2 separate regions of the Homo sapiens genome follow, and region 2 is linked to region 1. Evidence: chromatin loops called from intact Hi-C (ENCODE). Cell type or tissue: PC-3. All regions are shown on one strand. Each heading gives the region's core, and the rest is flanking DNA. Links, peaks and the distances in the headings are about the cores only. Region 1 overlaps HERC3 (HECT and RLD domain containing E3 ubiquitin protein ligase 3). Region 2 has its middle 16 kb from the start of PIGY-DT.

Region 1 (2,911 bases), core at 193-2,692:
TCAGTATACACACAGTTGTGAAACTAACACACAGTCAATTGTAGAATACATTCATAACCTCAAAAAAGAAACCCCATACCTATTAGCAGTCATTCTCCATTTCTTCCCAGCTCCCCCACCAGTCTTTCTGTCTCTATGGATTTGCCTATTCTGGATATTTCATGCAAATTGAATCATATAATATGTAGACCTTTGTGGCTGGCTGAATGACATTTGAGAAGGGTAATAATACCTTTGGAAAGGAGAATGAATTCTAATTTACATGAACAAATTCAGCCTTTTAAAAATGGTTGAAATATTTCTCAGTTTGTGTCTGTGTGTAATCAGCGTCAGAAATTAGCTAGTGCATAGTATGGAATTTTAGTCATGTAAAATCAAAGCACAGGGTTTGATAGGCAGTCTATTTTGCTTTATAAGATGGAGCATATATTAGTATTAATGTAGGACTTAACAGGTTCTGCTGCTCACATGGGAGCAAGGATGAGAGGAAGTGGAGATCTTACACAAGAATTCTTAAAAAGAGGGACCACTTCTCCTCTGCCTGGCTGCATTGGCTATTGAGAAGCAGTAGTGGAAGAGCTGAATGACAGGTTAAGGTTTGCCAAGTGAGCTTGTAGGGCTGTGACATTCAAGAGATGCCTGCTCATGGTCCTGGAATTTCCCTAGAAAATGGCACTTTCTGTTCATTAGACTTACAGAAATGTTTGTTAACTCTGGAGATTTTTGGCAAGAAACTTTATGTATCACAGCCTCAGGGAATGGCAGGTTATTTGAAAGTGCTTCTTAACTAATGATTTTCTTATAGTAATTTCCAGCAATTCAACTATGAGAGTGTTGTTCAGCACTAGAAAACAAGGAGCTGTCTTTCTCTGTCTGTCTCCCTCTCTCTCTTTTGCCAAGTCACAGTGCATGTCACAAGAGTGCAATGTCTAACATAATGTTTGGGTCAGCTCTTCGGGTTTAAGAAAAATGGAGACGTGGAAAGGAGAGCAAATAGATCCTAAATGGAATTCCGTAGACAAGGTGGTACAGGCATCAGGCACTTGAGGTGAGAGGAGACCCTGAGGTCAGAGACTTCAGTCTTCTTCTGTTTTCCCCTTAAGATCAGCTCCTCTTTTCCTATGACAGCAATTCCTTCCCTCTTTGATTTTGTGAAATCTAACATTTGTGAGGGTGTACATTTGATTGAGGCCTTTTTTTTTTCTTAACGGCATCTAATTTTCATTCCACAGGATGCATATTGGCACATAAATGTAATTGTACTTCTCATGCAAGCCACAGGGTGTCATGCCTTCCTCTCCTGTTGCCAGAAGGATCTCTGAGATCCATTTTCCGTTTGCTTAGCTGCTAATGCCATTTCTCGTTCTCCCCAGTGTTCCTGACAGGCAGCGATCGGATTCCCATCTACGGCATGGCCAGTCTGCAGATTGTCATCCAGTCCACAGCCAGCGGGGAGGAGTACTTGCCGGTGGCCCACACTTGCTACAACCTTCTTGACCTCCCCAAGTACAGCAGCAAAGAGATTCTGAGTGCCCGGCTGACCCAGGCCCTTGACAACTATGAAGGGTTTAGTTTGGCCTGAGGCTTCTCAGCTTGTCCAGTATTTCCCTTCGTTCCTCAGTGTCCACATTGAGGCCTATACAGAAAATCATGGGGAGTGATTTCTATTTTTTTATTGTCTAAGTGGGTTGGGACTTTTAAATACTGAGCCTGGTTGATGTGTTTCTGGGATTGTATAGCAGTAAACAACCTTTTTGAAAAATTAGAGGTTGGGGATGGGGTGAAAAATTGGCCCTTGTATGGGAGGTGTTTTTGTTTTTGTTTTAAACCAAACTACCCAGTATTCCTTGCACTTGTGAATGTGTTGCACTCTGCTGGATGAAATGGCAGTGGATTTTTAAACTTTAATTTCCCAAATGTCTCTCTCAGCCCTGATGTTTTCTCACAGTGCTTCCTTGTCCTTCTCTTAACTTCTCATTCCTCTATAAGAATGATTTAGACTGACCTGTCCTTTTTTATCTGCGCATGCGAGAACATCACCTTCCTCTGTACACTTGGAAATGCCTCTGGCTTGTTGCAGCCCTCCTTTAACCCAAAGGAGGAAAGGACTGCTTCAGAAACTCCCAATTCCAAAAAGCTGAGTCTGGGTCCATTATTTTGGCAGAACTCCTAAGAATTTATGGGAGCCTATATAAACATATCTTGCTTTTAAAAAGTTCTTGAGGGAATAGCAACTTTCCCATGGCTGTGCCTATTTCCTAGACCTTTTAAAAGATGTGCAGAGCAGCTTAGCATTCGTTGCAGCTGAGCCTAATTTTTTCTTGCTCATCCTTGTCCCTTTGACAATAAGGTTAATTGATAGACCCACCACCTCTTGCACTCTCGCTTTTGGAGCAAGTTGCATTAACTATTTTGAGTCTCTATATTGTCCAAGAAAAGTAGAAATAATAAATTTACTTTCCCTTTTTCTATCACCTTATGTCCTCTACCATTTTCTCCTTCCTCCCTTCCCTTATTTTCTCCTTTTCGTACCCTGTGTCCTCCCTGATTTTCCTTTCGTTTCTTCTTTATTTTATCCCATTCTCTGTTACTTGACTCAGTGCTCCCTTCCTCTCCTCTCCTTCTAGTGGATGCATGCAGCCTTTTTTTCAATTTTTATTTAAATTGCAAAATTTTTACTCAGATTTTTTTTCCTCTTCCCTAATTGCTAAGATTTAAGGACGTTCTTTATTATGAAACTTTATCACATTCGAAATGTTTGTTTACAGTGGGATTTTAGGGGGGATTGTGTTTAAATCAAATATATGTATTTTAAAAATAATGACATGCTCAACCTTCCTCATCATGGAGTAAGAAAATTCTACATGATTAAAGAATCCATGTAAGTCTAATTTTAAATTCCTAGTAACTA
Region 2 (2,911 bases), core at 297-2,796, 170 kb before region 1:
GCCCCTCAGGGATGAAGCTCGAATAGCAGCAGAACTGTTGTTTCTGTGACACTGTGCATTTGGCTCACAGCTAGATCACTTGTCAAAAACCTTCTGACAGGAAGATAATGTCCTATGTTATTAGCCATACTTTACAATCAAAAATAGGTTTATGTTGGTGTTAAATCTGTGAGTCCTTACTCTCAGCCTCTTTGTTTGACCCACATATTCTTTAAGGGAGAACTATATTGAAATGGTACAGGTGAATCAATGGATATTTACTTGTTTTCTGGAGTTAGAAATCTAACACAATAAATGGGAGGTTCTTAAACTATTCTTTCAAATGGTTTTGCATCGCAGTAAAGGAACCATGCAGTTTGGAGTACAACATTTCCTTCTCTCACTAGATTCAGTTGCTAAAGACCTCTTTCACACTGCAATGCTCTTTGAGATGACACTGTACACCATGGAGTATCGTGGCAATAGCTGCCTATTAGTTTGCTAGGCCTGCTATAACAAAGTACCACAGACTGGATGGCTTGAACAACAGAATTTGTTTTCTGACAATTCTTGAGGCTAGGTATCAACGTGTTGGCAGGTTTGGTTTCTTCTAAGCCTCTCTCCTTGGCTTATAGATGGCTGTCTCTCTGTTGACTTCACATGGTCATCTCTCTGTACATGTCTGTGTCCCAATTTCCTCTTTTTTTTTTTTTTTTTTGACGAAGTCTCGCTCTGTCACCCAGGCTGGAGTGCAGTGGTGCGATCTCCGCTCACTGCAAGCTCTGCCTCCTGGGTTCACGCTATTCTCCTGCCTCAGCCTCCCGAGTAGCTGGGACTACAGGTGCACGCCACCATGCCTAGCTAATTTTTTGTATTTTTAGTAGAGATGGGGTTTCACCGTGTTAGCCAGGATGGTCTTGATCTCCTGACCTCGTGATCTGCCCGCCTCGGCCTCCCAAAGTGCTGGGATTACAGGCGTGAGCCACCATGCCCGGCCCAATTTCCTCTTTTTATAAGACATCTGTCATATTGAATCAGGATCCACCCACCATAACCTCATTTTACTGTCATTTCATACCTCTTTAAAAGTCCTATCTCCACTTGCTTCCAAGATGGCCAAATAGGAACAGATCCAGTCTGCAACTCCCAGTGTGATTGATGCAGAAGACAGGTGATTTCTGCATTTCCAACTGAGATACCTGGTTCATCTCATTGGGACTGGTTGGGCAGTGGGTGCAACACACAGAGGGCGAGCCAAAGCAGTGTGGGGCATCGCCTCACCTGGGAAGCGCAAGGTGTCAGGGGATTTCCCTTTCCTAGCCAAGGGAAGCCATGACAGACTGTACCTGGAAAAACAGTACACTCTCGCCCAAATACTGTGCTTTTCCCATGGTCTTAGCAACCGGCAGACCAGGAGATTCCCTCCCGTGCCTGGCTCTGCGGGTCCCATGCCCACAGAGCCTTGCTCACTGCTAGCACAGCAGTCTGAAATCAACCTGCGAGGCTGCAGCCTCGGGGGGAGAGGGGCATCCACTATTGCTGAGGCTTGAGTAGGTAAACAAAGCAGCCAGGAAGCTTGAACTGGGCAGAGCCCACTGCAGCTCAGCAAGGCCTACCACCTCTATAGACTCCACCTCTGTGGGCAGGGCATAGCTGAACAAAAGGCAGCAGACAAGTTCTGCAGACTTAAACGTCCCTGTCTGACAGCTCTGAAGAGAGCAGTGGCACGGCGTTTGAGCTCTGAGAATGGACAGACTGCCTCCTCAAGTGGGTCCCTGACTCTTGTGTTGCCTGACTGGGAGACACCTCCCAGTAGGGGGCGACAGACACCTCATACAGGCAGGTGACCCTCTGGGACGAAGCTTCCAGAGGAAGGATCAGGCAGCAATATTTGCTGTTCTGCAATATTTCCTGTTCTGCAGCTTCCGCTGGTGATACCCAGGAAAACAGGGTCTGGAGTGAACCTCCAGCAAACTCCAACAGAACTATAGCTGAGGGCCCTGACTGTTAGAAGGAAAAACTAACAAACAGAAAGGAATAGCATCAACATCAACAAAAAGGACATCCACACCAAAACTCTATCTGTAGGTCACCAACAACAAAGACCAAAGGTAGATAAAACCACAAAAATGGGGAGAAACCAGAGCAGAAAAGCTGAAAATTCTAAAAACCAGAGCACCTCTTCTCCTCCAAAGGATCGCAGCTTCTTGCCAGCAACAGAACAAAACTGGACAGAGAATGACTTTGATGAGTTGACAGAAGTAGGCTTCAGAAGATTGGTAATAACAAACTTCTCTGAGCTAAAAGAGCATGTTCTAACCCATCACAAGGAGGTTAAAAATCTTGAAAAAAGGTTAGACGAATGGCTAACTAGAATAAACAGTGTAGTGTAGAGAAGACCTTAAATGACCTGATGGAGCTGAAAACCACAGTGCGAGAACTTCGTGACACACACAACAAGCTTCAATAGCCAATTTGATCAAGTGGAAGAAAAGATATCAGTGATTGAAGATCAAATTAATGAAATAAAGTGAGAAGACAAGTTTAGAGAAAAAAAGTAGAAAGAAATGAACAAAGCATCCGAGAAATATGGGACTATGTGAAAAGACCAAATCTACGTTTGACTGGTGTACCTGAAAGTGACAGGGAGAATGGAACCAAGTTAGAAAACACTCTTCAGGATATTATCAAGGAGAACTTCCCTCACCTAGGAAGGCAGGCCAGCATTCAAATTCAGAAAATACAGAGAACACCACAAAGATACTCCTTGAGAAGAGCAACCCCAAGACACATAATTGTCAGATTCACCAAGGTTGAAATGAAGGAAAAAATGTTAAGGGCAGCCAGAGAGAAAGGTCGGGTTACCCACAAGGGAAGCCCATCAGACTAACAGCAGATCTCTCGGCAGAAACTCTATAAGCCAGAAGAGAGT

The links. Peaks named below come from ENCODE experiments on the same cell type or tissue, not always from the same donor. Only the 100,000 strongest peaks of a DNase experiment are listed, where the experiment ranks them.
Region 2: a loop joins it to region 1, with 10 times the contacts of the local background. A loop is called at or near these places in 2 of 110 quality-filtered maps.

Annotation. Positions count from the first base shown.
Region 1 is chr4:88,705,379-88,708,289 of GRCh38, forward strand. It overlaps HERC3 (HECT and RLD domain containing E3 ubiquitin protein ligase 3), which reads left to right. Exons shown (of 26, transcript NM_014606.3): 26 at 1,374-2,911. The coding sequence ends at 1,582. Among named protein-coding and RNA genes, the nearest start is that of FAM13A-AS1, 3.0 kb to the right of the region's middle. In PC-3, for the core only: a CTCF peak has its summit at 1,286; a DNase peak (open chromatin) is centred at 1,313; H3K4me3 peaks cover 299 bases.
Region 2 is chr4:88,537,867-88,540,777 of GRCh38, forward strand. It overlaps a transcript of HERC3 not described here. Among named protein-coding and RNA genes, the nearest start is that of PIGY-DT, 16 kb to the left of the region's middle. In PC-3, for the core only: CTCF peaks have their summits at 1,782 (motif pointing right) and 1,983; a DNase peak (open chromatin) is centred at 1,785.